Linked DNA regions of Mus musculus: region 1 is linked to region 2. Evidence: chromatin loops called from intact Hi-C (ENCODE). Cell type or tissue: heart. All regions are shown on one strand.

Region 1 (8,000 bases), 310 kb after region 2:
TGCTAGTGGGGCAGCGAATAACCGCAGGAGAAGAATAGAGGGCTGATTTCCCCAGCAGTCACAAACAGAGCCCGGGAACCCACAAGGCCAGAGGCCCTAGTCTGCTCAGTGCAGACTCGGGGTGGGCTCTGAGAGGATCCGGCTCGATATTTTTGTTTGTTTTATTTTTGTATTTTAAGAGAAGAAGCTTTCCTCTGAAGGCGCTAATTCTTAAAAATTAAAAATCGCGTTATAAAGAAATAGAAGGACTCAAATATATTCTCGTTATGAGGTCCTCTGGACGGCAAGCTAGGCCATCCCTTTTGGCTACTTTAACAGTGCTTTCTACAGTCCTCTCTCACCGAACTCTGGCCCCTCCCACCTCTCCTCTCTCCCCTCTTCTGAGTGTGAGTTTATGAGGGGCGGGGATGGACCATGTGTGAACTCTGGGCACATCATTTATTTCGCTAGCTTCTGTGGAGTTCATAACTCACGCGCAGACTCCACTCGATGAGTTAGACAGGATCGTCAGAACAGCTGGCACCTGGAGATGAGGTTTTAATTTCGAGATTGTTTGAGCTTCAAAAACACTAAATCGAAAGTACTAAAGTACACCCCTTTACTGTATTAACGAAAACAACAACGGCAAACAATTACAAAACTCAGCGGTTTTCAAAGGAGCAAAAGAGTGACAAGCCGCAAAACCAGGCACTACCTGCAGGTGGTGCCAAATTTGGGTTTAGCCTTTACTTAGGGTTCAACCTAAGCTTGGGGGTGAACTGAACACTTTACATCTCTGTAATTTTTTGGTGATGCTAAATAGAATTTGAAGTTACTTTACATGTCTTAAAGCTTTCCCACCACATGACATTAATAAAGTTTTGTTTTAAGAATAAGCATCGCTGTTTAATTACGGTAAATATCCTATCACATTTGACATGGATTTTACAAACTGTCTAATTTCAAATGATTACAGATTTGATGGCATAACTATAGGCATAACAATGTAGTAAACCTTGTTTTTGTACATATCACACACTTTATTTATACTACTGTGTAATGCCCAATGGCTATATGGTAAGTGAACAAAAAATTCTTCCACACTTATCTGAGAGGGTGTAGGACCGGTGAGTATTCCCTGTATGGTCATTCCCTGTACATTTCCGCCCCTTATCATTGTAGTAGCTGTTGTCTGGGTCCAGGTTTTGCCATTAGTGTGTTTATTCAGAATAGGTAATCCTGAACAGTTGAGTGAGAAATGAGGGAGGGAAGAAGAAAGAAAGGGAAGTGGAGATAATGATACAGGTATTTGGAATAACTAAGAATTCAGTATAAAACTGGGTGTGGTGGTGCACACCTGTAATCCTTGCTCTTTGAGGTGAGGCTCCAAGCAGGAGCAATTGTGGAGATGCAGGTGGAGGAAGATGAGGAAGGAGAAGGAACAAGCTTTGGATCAGCATTAGAGACTAAATTTTATATAAAGGAAAATCCAGGAAGAGCACTGTGAGGTCATTAAAAATGCTTATCTTCTGTTTAATCACATTCACTCTAAATATTGTCTTGAAACAGAAAAAACAGAGAATGTAAAAAATGTACAAATCTTTGTTGTTATCAAAGCCAGGAAGATGTATTAAGATATTAAAAAACAACAACGATATAACTTTATTTATATGCAAAAGAGGACAAATTCAACTTTCAAAGACATACATATTTTTATCCACTTTTACTGTAGATTTGGCCAGGGGCATTTTGTCATTCGGAATAAGCTGTAAGATCAGATATGGCTCCAAATCTTTAACTGTTTTTAATCTTGGTAGTATCATTATGCATAGTCGCCAATATATCTATGAAAAATAAAAATAATCACAAGGGTTGAAATTAGTAAGTATTTTCCCAAGTCCTACAACATTCATCTAAAACTTGAAATCCTTAATCATTTTTTGAATTAACTCAAAAACAAACAAACAAACAGAAAACACTTAAAAAATTAAAAAAAAAAAAAGCTTGGTTTCCCACGTGGATATGTGATTTAAGGCTGTTTTTCTTGCTGCTCAGGGAAATGATTGAGCACTGGGTTTCAATGTTTATTTTCTAACACAAGTTTTTCTCATTTAAAGTCTCCTTTAAACACATTTTATGCTCAAGTCTGGTTTTCTCTGCTTAATTCCAGTTTTGATGTTCGTTTTAAGTGGGTGCAGAATTAAACTGTGTGCAAGGCAGATTTATGACTAGAATGTATAGATTCTGATCAATGATTTTTTTAAAAGAAGATGGGTGTATCACAAATTAAAAACAAACAACAAACGGAACATCATAAGCTATGGTGGGATGCTTTCAAACGCAGCACAATTATCCATCTAAGACTAAAACGTATTAAACATATAAGGGTAGATCTTTTTTTTAGGGGAGTTGTTTTTACATTTAGGGGGAATCTTGATATCTTTGAATTTTTTTTTTGCAGTCAGATGCAAGTTCCGAATGCAAACTCCTGGATTCTTGCGGTATTCCCTTATGGGCCCGGGTATTTCTCGGAGAAAGGAGACAGACAGTAACAATAGCGATTATTTAGGTGGGTCACTTTGCCAGTATCTTGGGCTGCCAGTTGTTCAGTCCGGTTACTCCGAAGTTGCTAACGGAATGGGTAGAATGGGGTAAACTTTTTTCACAGGTTTGACAAGCTGGTGGGTTTGACACTCTGGTGGTTCTGTTCAGACCCCGGGTGGCTTTTTATCTCCGACCTTACCACACTTTTTTTTTTTTTCCACTGCGGAAAGCTCTCAGCCCAATAGGTACAAGTGATATGTCGGATCTTCCTTTTGAATCATGTCTTCTTGAAGTCTGGGCATGATTTCCAAACCTTCCGGGCCTTAAGTTCTCAGAGAATTGGAGGTGTCACAAGCCCTATCTAAAGGTCAGACCTTGCTACATACCAGAGTGTGATACATCCTTTGTGATGCACAAAGCACTACCATCCTTCAGGGTAGTTTTATGCTCAAAGGAGATCAGGTCCTTCCCTCATTCCCGGCAGGACGGGATCCGTAGGTCGCCAGGTGAGGGGCTGCCTTGCTTGGAGGCGAGGGTCTTCTACCGAGGGGGCATTATCCAGCCCGCATATTCCCGAACACTAAACTCCTTTACGACGGCACCCTCAGCCTCCATGCAGGACACTTGTTCCCGGTTTTAAGCTAAATCCGAAGAAACCCCAATTTCTTGTAGTGTTGGATAACGCGCAGCGGGTGTGGCGGGCTGGGTTACAAAGCCTGGTTGGCGGCTACTTCCCCAACCGGAAGCGCAAACACTGGGTTGGGAAAAAGCCGGAGAAACTAGTGACCCGCCTCAGCTTCGAACAACACAAACACTAGAAGATTCCTGGCACAGTCGTCGCTGGCTCTGGCCGGGGAGAGGCGGGCAGGCAAGAGTAGGACACACACCGGTACAGCGCAGGCCTTGCCGAGGTAGATCGCAGGAGCCTTTGTGAGCTCCGTCTCAAGCAGTGACCTGGGACAGTTTCTAGGGCTAGCGGAGACCCTGATGCGCCTTGTTGATGAACAAAGTGCTCTGCCCTGGAACTGTACCAGGAGTTGGCGCGACGCAGGGCACCCATTCCCTGCCCTTCTCTCCCCCAGAGAGCTCCGCTGTTTGGCCATGACAAACGAGAACCCAGAGGCTCCTTGATGCCACAGCCCCAGGAATGCCAGCGCAGGACTTTTAGCCCTGGCGCACACACGTGGTATTTGGGGTTTCAGATTTTCTTTTTCACGCACTCCGCCTAAGTAGCAACCACTAGCCTCTGGGGACCTTAAGTTAGAAGGAGGGCTTGGAAGGGCTTGTATCACCCTTGTCTTCGGTTGTAGACGGGTCACAGGAAACCTCCCTATTGCCTCCGAGACACACTAGGCATTGTGGAGAGGACACATTTTTATGGAGACGCCGTGCTAATAAGGGAGGAAAGAAAGAAGGGGCCACTACAACAAGCTCTTCTCTTTCTAGCCAGCAAAGGAGGCGGTGGATGCCTGGCCTGTAATCTGTATTTTGTCAAGGGCATGAAATTCATTCGAAGAAAAAGCCCGATCAATTTATTTTTGCTGCCTGCAATAACACAGCTGGATGATGCTTTGAGCGCGCGCTAGACTGGGGCTCATCATTCATTCACCAAGAACGGGCCTAAATGGTGCCTGTGGGATTAGGTCAATTTTAGTGGATCTACTTCGCCTCATTTGGTTACTAATTGGTTTCTTGTTTTATAAATCGAAATCTCATTTTCAGGAAATTACAAAACCCGCGCAGTCAGTCCATTGAGGTAATCCTTGGGTCAGGGGGTATTTAAATGGAAATGGCTCAACCGTGCACCAAGGGTAAAGCAACAGAGAAACTTGCTTGGGTATTCACATGAAATGTGAGCTAGCCCTTTAGATTCATAATAGATACACCCCTTCTAATACTACTTATGTAAATATGATAAACCAGATTTTAAGGAAAGTGAGGGGCCTGAGAGAAGTAAAATTTATCTGCTGAGGTTAATGTGGCATATCTTGGAAATCTTCCAAAATAGATTATGTTTTCCTTTGTCTTCAGCCACTTTAGCTGGGGAAAATCCTTTTGTCTGAAACCTGATTTAGTTATCGCCTCCCTCACAGAGAGCCTTTTCTCCTTTGCAAAACCCTGTTCCCTCTGCCTCACCGAGTTACAAGGGAATCTTTAGATCGTGTTCTCACTGTAATCCTGCCGCAAAAGGAGCTGGTTCCTCCTCATTTTAAACAGACAATCAAAGGATTTGCGAATTTTCTGCGGTAGGTCAAGTGCAGAAACGAAATCTCAGCTCCCCCCCCCCCCACCCCACCCCTTGCCCACTGAAACTGGGTGCTGGGGCGCTTCATCGAAGCAAAGAGGTGAGAGGGTCCTTGGCAGCACTTTAAGACTTTGGGAAATGAGAACCTTAATCTGATTTTTTTTGGGGGGGGGGTGTCCTCACATTTTGGAGGGTGAGCTCCTCCCTTGGTGAGATCCACCGGTAGAGCCGCCCAGTCAGTTCCTCATAAAACATTAACCCAGACTCAACCGTGTGACAAGTTTCCTCTGCCTACAAAAGGGAACGCAGCCTCTGTGAAAACAAGTTTCCTCCCAGGTGTGAGGGGGGCGCAGAGTAGAGAGAGGAACTCCCCTGTTAGCTAGCACCCGCTCGGGCTGCTTATTAACCTGTGGGCAAGTCTTGTTTTCCCTCGTAGGCGCATGCTAATGAGGGCGCAACCCGGCAGAGCAAAGCAGGCATCTAGAGTTCTTAGGCAGGATCTTTTTACACGCCCCCGCCAACCTCCAACCCTGCGACCCCACTCGGTGATTTGCAGGCGGCTTCAGGTGACCCTCAAATTTTTCTATTAAAGACGTTTGTTTGCCTAAAACACAGGTTTCGCTAGCTTGAGGGGCGACTAGGACTAGTCCCAGACAACCGCAGCCCTCAGATCTCTAGAGGACCAGCGGGAATGTCCTGCCCTCTGATCCCAAGAAGCTTCTGGTTTTCTGGGCTCTGCGGGGCCCCAAGGTCGACGCCAACCGAGTCCTCGGCACTCTCAGCAAGGTCTTTCTTTTCTCTTTTCTTTAGGGTGGCCAAGTCCAGCTACTTCTTCTGGATAGGAGCCGAAATTCAGGAGGATGAGTTGGGAGGGGAGGAAGGGAGGCGGCAACACGAAGGGGTGTGTATAGGTGGCTGAGACCCGACCCTTCAGTACTTACTGGCTCACCCTGATAACTGGGGCCAGAATCACAGTGTCACTCGGGGAGGAGAGCTGGGCGTGCTGGGGCGTCAGGAAGGATCACGCGGCGCGATGGAGGGAGGGGCAGTCGCAGGAGCGGAGCCGCAGTATTTGCAGAGCAGTGCGGAAATCGTTAGATTTATTTAGGTGTGCAAACACCCAGAAAGACCCCATTTGAGCCTAAGGGGCGCTAACTGTTACTCGTTGTCAGGGTTTTTAATCACTTGCTTAGGAAACAGGTCCTACTTAAACACCTTCAAAAAACTAAACGAATGTTTTATTGTGAAAAACTATTTTCTTTTTCCATATTACAAATCCAGCATATTTGTCACGGTGTATGTTTCAGAGTATTTGCTCCTAACGAAATAGATCACCGTTAAAAACAAGTAAGTCTTGTTTGTGATGTAAAAACGAAAGATTTAACTAGTGAAGTACTTTTATCAGCAGCAGTTAAAAGATGGCCATAAATAGTTTAACATGCTTTTGCACTTTTTTTTTTGGTCTTGCTACGGGTAGTAGACCATATTGCATATGACTATATAAGGAACCTTACATAAATATTTCTTAAGGCATATTTAGAAAAACATTGTGCCAAAGGCTTGAAAGGTTGGCATGCTAAGACAAAGGGAAAGAATGGCCTAGCTTTGTTGATAGATGGTACTAGAGTAGTAGAAAAACCGACTCTCTAGGTTCAGAATAGAGCGAAAATAGCCAGAAAAGTTCTTCTTGTTCTTTTGGGAGGGAAATAAGGATATGGGATAAGGCCTGGACTCCCAGGGGAAAGAAAAAGAGAGGATTGCCTAGAGATTCTGTTGAAAGAGAAGCAGGAAATTATCCACAAACAGATTTCTCCAAGAGTATTCAGGTCAGGCTAGGGGGAACCTACGTCTAGAAAGCCCCGCAGCCAATCAGAAAGGTTGCCAGGACTGAACCCGTGAGGCTGGTGGCCTCTGTTTTTTGTTTGTTTGTTTGTTTGTTCGCGCGCGCGCGCGTGTGTGTCTGAGTGTGTGTGACATTTGCGTTGACAAGGTGGGAGGAATCTCTCGGGCTGCTTAAAAGGACAAGGATGAAAACTGAAAACTTGTGACGAGAAATAACCCCTTGCTGAGCTAAACAGAACAGGAACCCGCTCAAAGATCGAGCTGGGATTGTCCAGGACTGGAGCCACTAGAACTTATGGGCAAGAATTGCCAGCTGACCCAGTCCTCTATCCCCTCAGATCGGATCCATAAAGGGGCGGTGGTAACCCACACTGCTCCGCTCCCAGGGCGAGACAAACCGCTCTCCAGCCCCCGACTGCCTACAGGGCCTAGGTTCTCTCGCTAATGTTTGGGTGTCTCCACAGGGCTTGGCGAGGCGTGGGGCCACACCAGTCGAACCAGCCCCTTGGACAACGTTGGTCGCGAACTCGGCTCTCATCTACTCCAGGTACAGACGCAAGACTTCTGGTCGCCCAGGCACTATCCGAGTTTTTGTTTTTCTGGGGGGAGGGGAGAAAAAAACAGAGGAGGGGGCATCCCAATAGCTCTTCTTACGTCTGAGCTCTTAATTTAGCTGGATGAGCCAGTGGTGCCTGCTTCTGGAGGCTGAAAGCAAGGCAAGTGACAACCAAGATTTTGGGTTTGCAAATCAGCCTGTTAAGGCCCCAGCGGGGCTCTGTCCAGAAGAGGGGGTTCTGTTTGTCCCTTTTCGGCTAAGAAACCTGAAATGCTCTGCGCCAGGCCTGGGAGGCAGTGCTCGGCAAGGATCTGAAATGAAGAATTTGCAAAGGAAATAACCAGAATCTGCAATAAATGCCCTCATTGCTTTAAGCCGGCGCATTCCAGATCCAGCTGCGTCTGCAACTCATTTCGTCTCTTCCCAGTAGTTCCCAGGCGTCCTCCCTTTGCCAGCGCTCCCCACTTTAGACTGGTCCAAGCTCTACACACACACACACACACACACACACACACACACACACACACACACACACACGCGCGCGCGCGCAATGAGTTTAAACAATATGAGGTGACCATTACTTTGTTATTTGTAGTACACAGGGGTTTTAACTGTCCATTGGCCGCTTAAGTCCGAGAACAAATATTTTAAATAATAACTCCCAGTGGCAGTTTTAGGTGTGACACTTGTTTTCCACCCTACATCCTCTATTATTATCAAGTCCACTGGGGTCCTCTAGAGTGGTAGTCTGAAGCCTAGGGGAACCAGGCAGAGGGAAAGCTTCTCATTAGTGCTTTTCCCTTCTCTCTCCTAGACACCAAATAGATTTTAGTT
Region 2 (8,000 bases):
ACTCATGATGTATTACACTAATATGTCAATCAGGTATATATGATGAATTCCCTCCAGAAACTCTGGGCACCAAGAGTTATGGTGAATTTCTGAATGGCAGGGCATATTATTCATAGAGGTAACTCTATATCTTTGAAATTCTCTGCTTACCTGTACTTTCCCCTGAGCCCAATGTTCAAGCTTTACCATTAGTAATTCAGAGCCACTTTCATGAATTTTCAGTCTTTGGCAAATTTTCACTCCAGTGGCTCTGTTCTCTTCTCAGCCTTGTAATTGGATTTAAGAAATGATGGTGTAGAGGAGTTTTAATCCAGATACATGGTTGCTCTGGCTTGGGGATCACATCCAAAGACCTTCTAGGTCTGTGTGAACCAGTTGGAATACATCACTCCTTCAATCCCTGGAGACAGAGGCAAGCAGATGTCTGACTTCATGTCCAACCTAATGTAGAGCAAGTTTCAGGTAAAGAAAAGCTTATGTCTAGGCATGGTGGTACACACCCTTAATCCTAACACTCAGGAGACAGAAGTATGCAGATCTCTGAGTTCTAGTCAGTTAGTTCAGTTGATTCAGTGATCTGGGAGTCAGTTGAGAGTCAGTGCAGTGGAGTTGAGTTTGTGGCAGTGCATTTGGTGGAGTGCAGAGGCAGTCTTACCTGGACATTTTACAGACACAGGTTATAGAGAGAACAAGTGAGACACAGGTGAAAACAGAGGCAGAGAATGAGAACGAGCCAGAAGATTAGAACAGATTGCTAGAGTGAGTTTGATGCCAAGCAGAGCAATTCAGTGAGAAACCCAGCTTCATCTTGATGGATTGAGTGCCAGGCTGGAAACTAAATTGAATCAGTCAGCGTGGAGAGGAGTTTGAGCCAGAATAGTTGAATTGAATCAGCCAGCCAGTATTCAGAAAGAACTAGAAAGGGTGAGCATTTATTCAGTAGTAAGTCTCAGAGGCTGAAAACATTCTAGGCCTAGATTAGATTGTACAGAGAATAGAAGCTTCCAGGACTAGGCCTAGGTTAGCAAACTGAGGCAGTAAGCCTGGGAGACTACAGTTACATCTTACCTTTCTCTTGAGGTATATCAAGGATTAAGTCATAAAAACCTGGCTGTCATTGTGAAAGTAGCAAGATGTACAAGGAAGAAGCTTAAAAGTTTAACAGACTTTGCTTAGCCTTCATGTAAGCACAAATATTACTGTTTGAAGATTAGTGGCTGGACTAATGTATCTAAACATTTTCCCATAGTTTTATCAGCTCCTTTCATAAGAAAAGACTTAAAGGTCCTGAAGAAAATGTTTCAGGTATCAACAAGACTTACGCGCGCACACACACACACACACACACACACAAATGTGCCCACACATACATATCACAAACACACAAAGATAAATGGAAAATAACAAAAATACTGAAATAACCTCTCAGTATAGGCAGGAGGGTTGCTATTTATCAGATTGCATTTGCTTTTAGCTTTGTTAAAAAACTTTCTAGACATTCTTCTTTCTCCAAACTAGGAGCCATCTTTAGTAGATTGTCTTTTAGTAAACATTTGAAAAACATCCCTGAGAAAATAAAGGAGTTCAAAGGTATTTCTTAAGAAACTAGTGAAGTTATTTCCTTCCACTCTGGTACTATGTAGAAGTATAATTTAAGTCACCTGCACCATTTTAAAGTTTATAGATATACATTTTAAAAGTAAGGGCTGAAATAATTACATTTCATTTGGCTCAATGTACAAAGGCTTATCTAAAATAAATAAAAAGTTGATAGCTTACAATCACCTTCCCGTTAAGTTTTCAAAATATGGCATATATTTTGAAAACCTTAATTCCAATAAGTCAGATTTCTATTTTGTAGAGCCAAATCTGGCTAGTGGCTTGAGCATAGCACAGGAGAGTCAGGTAGTACATTTTCAATTTTCATCTTTTTGATCCTCTGGAACTCTGTTGGGTATAATCTAAACTATCTATGTAGACTCCTTTCATTTTTCTTTTTTACTTATTTATCTTGTCTCATTTACTGGTAGAGGAGAGAGTGAAAAATAAAACATAAATCTAACCCAACAGTGATGGCTTCATCTAGCTCGATTGAGTGCCAGGATGATATTACTTTCAGTTGTACTCTATACAAGTAATATCTGCATGCTGCAGAGACTCTGAGACCCAAAAGTTCAGCTGGAAATTAATTAGCATCTTATTTATAGTTGCGGTTTTTAACATACATGCTGTTCCAAAATTGCAATCTTGGTACTATAATTCTATGTTTGATCAAACCCCTCTTCCTTCCCTGCCTGCTTCATGGAAATGCTCTCTCTGTTTCTGAAAATTCCACAATTATGTATCTCAGATTAGCAAAATATTTCTATGCCACTCACATCACCTCTGCTTGGATTCTCAGGTGGCCTTCCCACTTGGGAATATCTGCCTCTGCTTTTTTACTATAATGAATTTGCTTTTGCTTAAGTCTCTTCTGTATCTCTCCTAGAATTCTTTCTCTAGTGAGACCAAGAGTCTTTGGGATCACCAGTTGTAGTTTGGTGATAAAATGAGTTAGACTGTAAACGCTTGAAAGGCTACATGCGACTGGACTAACTTTTAGCAAAACCAGCCAGTAATTCTCCTAAAATGCGTCTCCCTCCCCCCAAATCCCTATTATGTAAGCATTCAGCATCTACTTAGAAAATGTAGAGACTGGGAACTTAGAGAAATGTAGAGACTGTGATGGTCATATATTGCTTCTACAGTGCATTTAGTTCCTTGGATTGTATTAGAAGGGACTCTCAGAATGTGAAGGGTTTTTGTTTGTTTTCCTCATAAAGTTCAGGTCATACCAGACAAACCTTTATCACCAGATGGGTCTTTCATATTGCTGACAGTCCAGTAACTTTTCCTCTTAGTGAATCTTACCAAGTTTCATTAATACTTCATGATTCTTTTCATCTGCGTTATCTCATTTTAATTTCTGAAATGCTTCTATCGCTATTGAGGTCTTCTTACCTCAGTCTGGTATACAGAACTTCCAGTGGGTTTGGCAAGTTATGTTTATTATTCAACCAATGCTGCTTCTATAAAACAGGGTTCTGGTGAGTTTTAGGACAACTGTCTCGGGAAGAATGGGCTGAAAGGGTAGGATGACAATGCATACCACATCTGTATCCTCGCTCATCAGTTCAAACTTAACAACAATGCAGTTTTTTTAGGCTAGCTTTTCTAAATTTGCCAGTCGCACCAGGCTATCGTCAGATGTTTTGTTTCGAAGGTCAGAAACAACTTCAGAAGTACAAAGTGGAGAATAATGAAACTCAGGGAAATCGAAACTTGAGCCTAGAGCAGGTGGGCGGAACCATCTAGTAACCACGGGACTGTGACTCACTGGTTTCTGCCTTCAATAGGAATTAATTACTCGGTGCCATTATCAGAACCAAGCGGGGATTAGGGAGTCGGCCGGAGGGAACCAAGAGTCGGACCACTAAAACTGAGCTGAAACTTGCTAGCGTGTACGCCACCCGACGCCAACCCCCGCATGGGCGGGGCCGAGGGCGGCCGGGTGCTGACGTGGCGACGTTGGCGTCGCGGTCGGTGACGTATGGCCGGCGCCCGCCCCGCCCCTCCGTCGCTCGGCGCGGGTGTGTGGGTTTGTGGGTCAGTGCCAGCTGGGCAGCCCTCGCGCGCTAAGGCGTGACAGCGAGCGACCCCCGCCGGCCCGCGTGTGCTGCGGAGGAGGTCGGGGCGCAGCCCTCCGCTCCGCTCCGCCGGAGTGAGAAGAGGAAGCAAACCTCCAGGAGGCCGGAGGCGCGCGTGGCGGCGGGGCTGAGGTGAGCTAGGGAGAGGGAGGGCGCGGGTGGCGGAGCCCGAGTGTGCGGCGGGGCGGGGCTGGTCTCAGAGTCCGGAAGAGCGCGGGTGGACCGAGCTGTCATCCCTCGGCTGGGCGTCCCGGCTCACCTAAGTTTGTAGGTGGGGGTTGGGGTGAAAACTCCAGCGCGATTGCCCACGTGTAAGGACAGAATGGCCACAAGATGAAAAATTTTCTGTTCTAGGCTTAACCTGTTTTTCTCCTCCCTCTCCCCTTATTTATATTACACATTCCTAGCAACGTCGTTCTTCGCCTACATCTGTTGGGTTGGGTTTCCCCCACAACACAGAGGAGCGAGTGCTTTGGGTCCTGGAGTTCAGGGCAGTGGGTGAATTTAACAATCGGAGGACTCTAGAATGTATTTTTTTTTTTTTTTAAATAAAGAAGTGTCTATGCTAAGGGGGTAGATGAAGTGGTTCTTGGTAGGATGCTGTAATTTCCTTTACCTTTAAAAGAAAGAAGTTCAGTCTACTGAGTTTGATATGCATCACAAGTGCAGTCTAATTGCTACCTGTGGTGTGGTTTTTGTTGTTGTTGTTGTTGTTGTTGTTGTTGTTGTTCCTGGATAAAAATTAGAACAGTCAACTATATCTACCCCCTTTTCAGATTCATAAGCTGAAACGTTTGTTTTCTGAGTTTGATTGTTCTCAAATTCCGCTTCTGAGTCTAGGCTGGACGTGCTCTAGCTCATGTTTTGTATTTAGTTTTTCACGTCATGACGATTATAATACTGGTGTTGCGCCGGGCGTGATGGCGCACGCCTTTAATCCCAGCACTTGGGAGGCAGAGGCAGGCGGATTTCTGAGTTCGAGGCCAGCCTGGTCTAGGACAGCCAGGGCTACACTGCCTCAAAAAAAAAAAAAAAAAAAAACCTAAAAAAAAAAAAGGATTACTTTATTCTATGAAACCCACTGCATAAGTAAGCCATCCACAAAGATAATACTGTGTTGCATTAAAATATTCATAGAGATGTCAGTTAAGTGTAGCTTAGTGTTATTTACATGAGTGAATTAATTTTGCAAGACTTAGTTTTCTTGATCCTTGTTGAATAATTTTTTCTAAAAAACTTGGTTCATTCATTAATTCATTCATTTGTTCACTCTTCATTCATTCCCTAGCACTGTGGGAGGTGTAGGACATAGAAAGTCCCTGTTCTCACAGAACTTTGTATAGTTAACTAGCAAACACTCTTTTAGAAGGGATGTTTAAATTAATAATTGGAAACAAATTTCTGGCTGGAAGCGTTTTCATTTTTTTCTAGTATTTACATTGGTTGTATTGATACCTCATGTCTGGCATAGGATATAGAAAGTCTACATACAAAACATTTTTATAAAGAGCCTATATGGTAACAGAATAAACTTTTTACTCTAATACATCTTTCTTGAGGATAGTTTGTATAAGTACAGTTTTCAACTTTGAGAAAGTGAGTATGCGCAGTTAAAATTTTAGCTCATGAACATCTCCAGAAATAAATGAAGAATTACAGAGGAGACAATAAGGAATCTGAGAATTCCAAATCTGAAAACCCAAAATATGAAGTACTCCCAAAACTTCATTACAAAGAACTTGTAAATAAATGTCATGAGGAACAATGAGCCATATCTGAAGTCTCCACCTCAACGGAGGTATTATACAGTTAGAGAATTCTGAAACTGTAGAGCTTTACGTTGAATTTTACATTTTCACTAGCACATATATTTTAACTCACTTATTCCCCACAAAAAATGAAAAAAATAACAATTAAAATGGAAAAAAAGCTCTACAATGTCTATTACTTGATTTCATTTCTCCTTTATCACCTAATATTAAATCTTCTATATATGTTCACCGAACGCATGTTTACATTTGTACACACACACACACACACACACACACACACTCAGGGGAGATAGGGAGGAGGGAGGCACTAAGCTAGTAGCTTAGTATAAGAGAAGACATGTTTCTCTTTCTTTCTGAGATAATATGACATCACTATGGGTCATTCTAAGCCAGTGGTTCTCAACCTTCCTAATGCAGCAACCCTTTAGTACAGCTCCTCATGATGTGGTGACCCTCAATCATAAAATTATTCCGTTGCTACCTCATAACTATAATTTTGCTACTGTTATGAATCGTTATGTAAATATCTGATACTCAGGCTGATATGTTACCCTTCAAAGAGTTGTGACCCACAGGTTGAGAATAAGTTCTGAGTATTGCCATATATATGTGTGTGTGTGTGTGTGTGTGTGTGTGTGTGAATGTATACATATATATGTGTGTGTGTGTGTGTGTGTATAGATATATGTATACTTATGTATATGTATGTGTGTGTGAGTGTATATATGTATGTGTGTGTATATATACACACACACATACACAGCGATTTTCATTTGTGGATGGACAATAAGGTTGGTTCTGTGTTCTTTTTATAGTTAATTAAAAAAAGTAGTAAACATGGGGTTACAATTATCTATATGGTATAACTGGGAGTTCTTCAGGGATACCCAGGAGTAAAATAGGTCATATGTTAGTTATATTTTTGATGACTTTCCAGTGGATTCCCATAATGCCTCTATTAATTTGCATATCTACCATCTGTGAATAAGGGTTCCTGTCTCCACATTCTCTCCAACATTTGTTATCAAACTTCTTGATGACCAGTATTCTGACTGGTGTTATCTTAAAGTTTTAGTTTGAATTTTCCCATTGGCTCTTAAAATACTAAAATGTTGAAGACTTTTAAACTAACTTGGTCATTGGTGTTTCTCTTTTTGAACACTGTTCAGTTCTTTAGCCCATCTGTTATTTCCTTGGTATTTAATTTTGTAATTCTTTGTAAATTCTGAATATTAACCCCTTTTCTGAAGTACAACTGGTAAAGACCTGTTCTGTGGGTTGTCTGTGCTGTGCTGACAGTTTCTTTGCTATACAGAACCTGGTATTTGGAGCTTTTATAACTGACTTGACATCAAAAGTAGAAAGTTGCACATTATCGGCAAAATTATTAAAAATATTGAGTAAAATCAATCTGGGACTTTACTATAAAGCATAAATTAACTTTGTTTAATTGTGGGACGGACCATCATTGACAAACCTATTTCATTTTTTACATGCAGATATTCTAAAATCTAACAGCCTCAGTCTGGGAGCACTTTAATTTCAAACATTTCAAATAAGAAATTCTCAGTCTGTACTTCATACTTACATGTGAGTAAGCATTATAGTAACTTATTTCTTTGTTTTGCCTGGCTCAACACCTAGCAAATAGTCCCTATATAAAGCTTGAACTCAACACTTAATCAAGTTTTAATTATCTTGAAAGGAGTATCAGAAATATTTTGTGGTTCTTTTTCATTTTGCGGCTTAGAAAATGGAACTAGTAAGAGTTCTCTCTGGAGAATGGCTCACAGAAGTGAAGGAAGACAAGCCAAACCCAATGAAATGAGAGAGATAAGTGAGAATCTAACTCTAATTGTAAAGGTATCTAGCAATCATGAGGTAGAGCATGGGGGCCAGGCAGGGCAGGCAGACAGAGGGAGATAGAGAGACACAGTAATATATAGAACTGAATTTGAATGTAATGAATGTTTGTGCCATTATAGGACTCCCTGTCTGGTATAAATTTTCTTTCTGGTTTTACTACATTTTGGCCTATCTTCACTTTTACTCTCCAAACAGAACTATTAGGAATTGTGTTTATTCTAAGTTTCTGGGCTAATATCCATTTATCAGTGAGTGCATTTGTTGTTCTGTTGGCCTCTATCTTACAAAAAGATAAGTGAGTTACACTAGGTAATCTTTCAAGTAAGTCTTTACATTTACAGTAAAAGATATGTCTTAACCCACACGTGTCACCTTGAAACCTGATAAATTTGACAGTGTCCAAATTTAACTCCTTTCTTAGAGATACTGTGCTCATACAATACTAAAAGATGAACTTTGGAAGAACATGGGTAAAATGCTTAATTCACTGGGCATTTTACCACATGGTTTTATAGTATTTTTATACAGTTGGCTGTAACATTTTTCTTAGACCTCTCTTCTATTTGTTTTGGTGATACACTTTACTCCTTGCCCCTTGGACTCTATGGCCTCCTGATGGTAAATTTTTATGTATATTTTCCTCCTATTTATTCCTTGCAAGTTTGTTCTTCATTTT

What was found. Hi-C counts contacts between places; a loop is a spot of excess contacts. Peaks named below come from ENCODE experiments on the same cell type or tissue, not always from the same donor. Only the 100,000 strongest peaks of a DNase experiment are listed, where the experiment ranks them.
Region 1: it touches region 2 in a loop (4-fold over the local background); 7 of 42 quality-filtered maps call a loop at or near these places.

The regions. Positions count from the first base shown.
Region 1 is chr10:50,897,711-50,905,710 of GRCm38, forward strand. Sim1 (single-minded family bHLH transcription factor 1) reads left to right here. Exons shown (of 11, transcript NM_011376.3): 2 at 7,075-7,157. Among named protein-coding and RNA genes, the nearest start is that of Sim1, 6.1 kb to the left of the region's middle. In heart, a CTCF peak has its summit at 699 (motif pointing right); no DNase peak of the experiment used is centred here; H3K4me3 peaks cover 919 bases; H3K27me3 peaks cover 5,999 bases.
Region 2 is chr10:50,589,080-50,597,079 of GRCm38, forward strand. It overlaps Ascc3 (activating signal cointegrator 1 complex subunit 3), which reads left to right and starts at 3,590. Exons shown (of 42, transcript NM_198007.2): 1 at 3,590-3,818. In heart, CTCF peaks have their summits at 3,709 and 7,361; DNase peaks (open chromatin) are centred at 3,462 and 3,832; H3K4me3 peaks cover 1,945 bases; H3K27ac peaks cover 1,857 bases.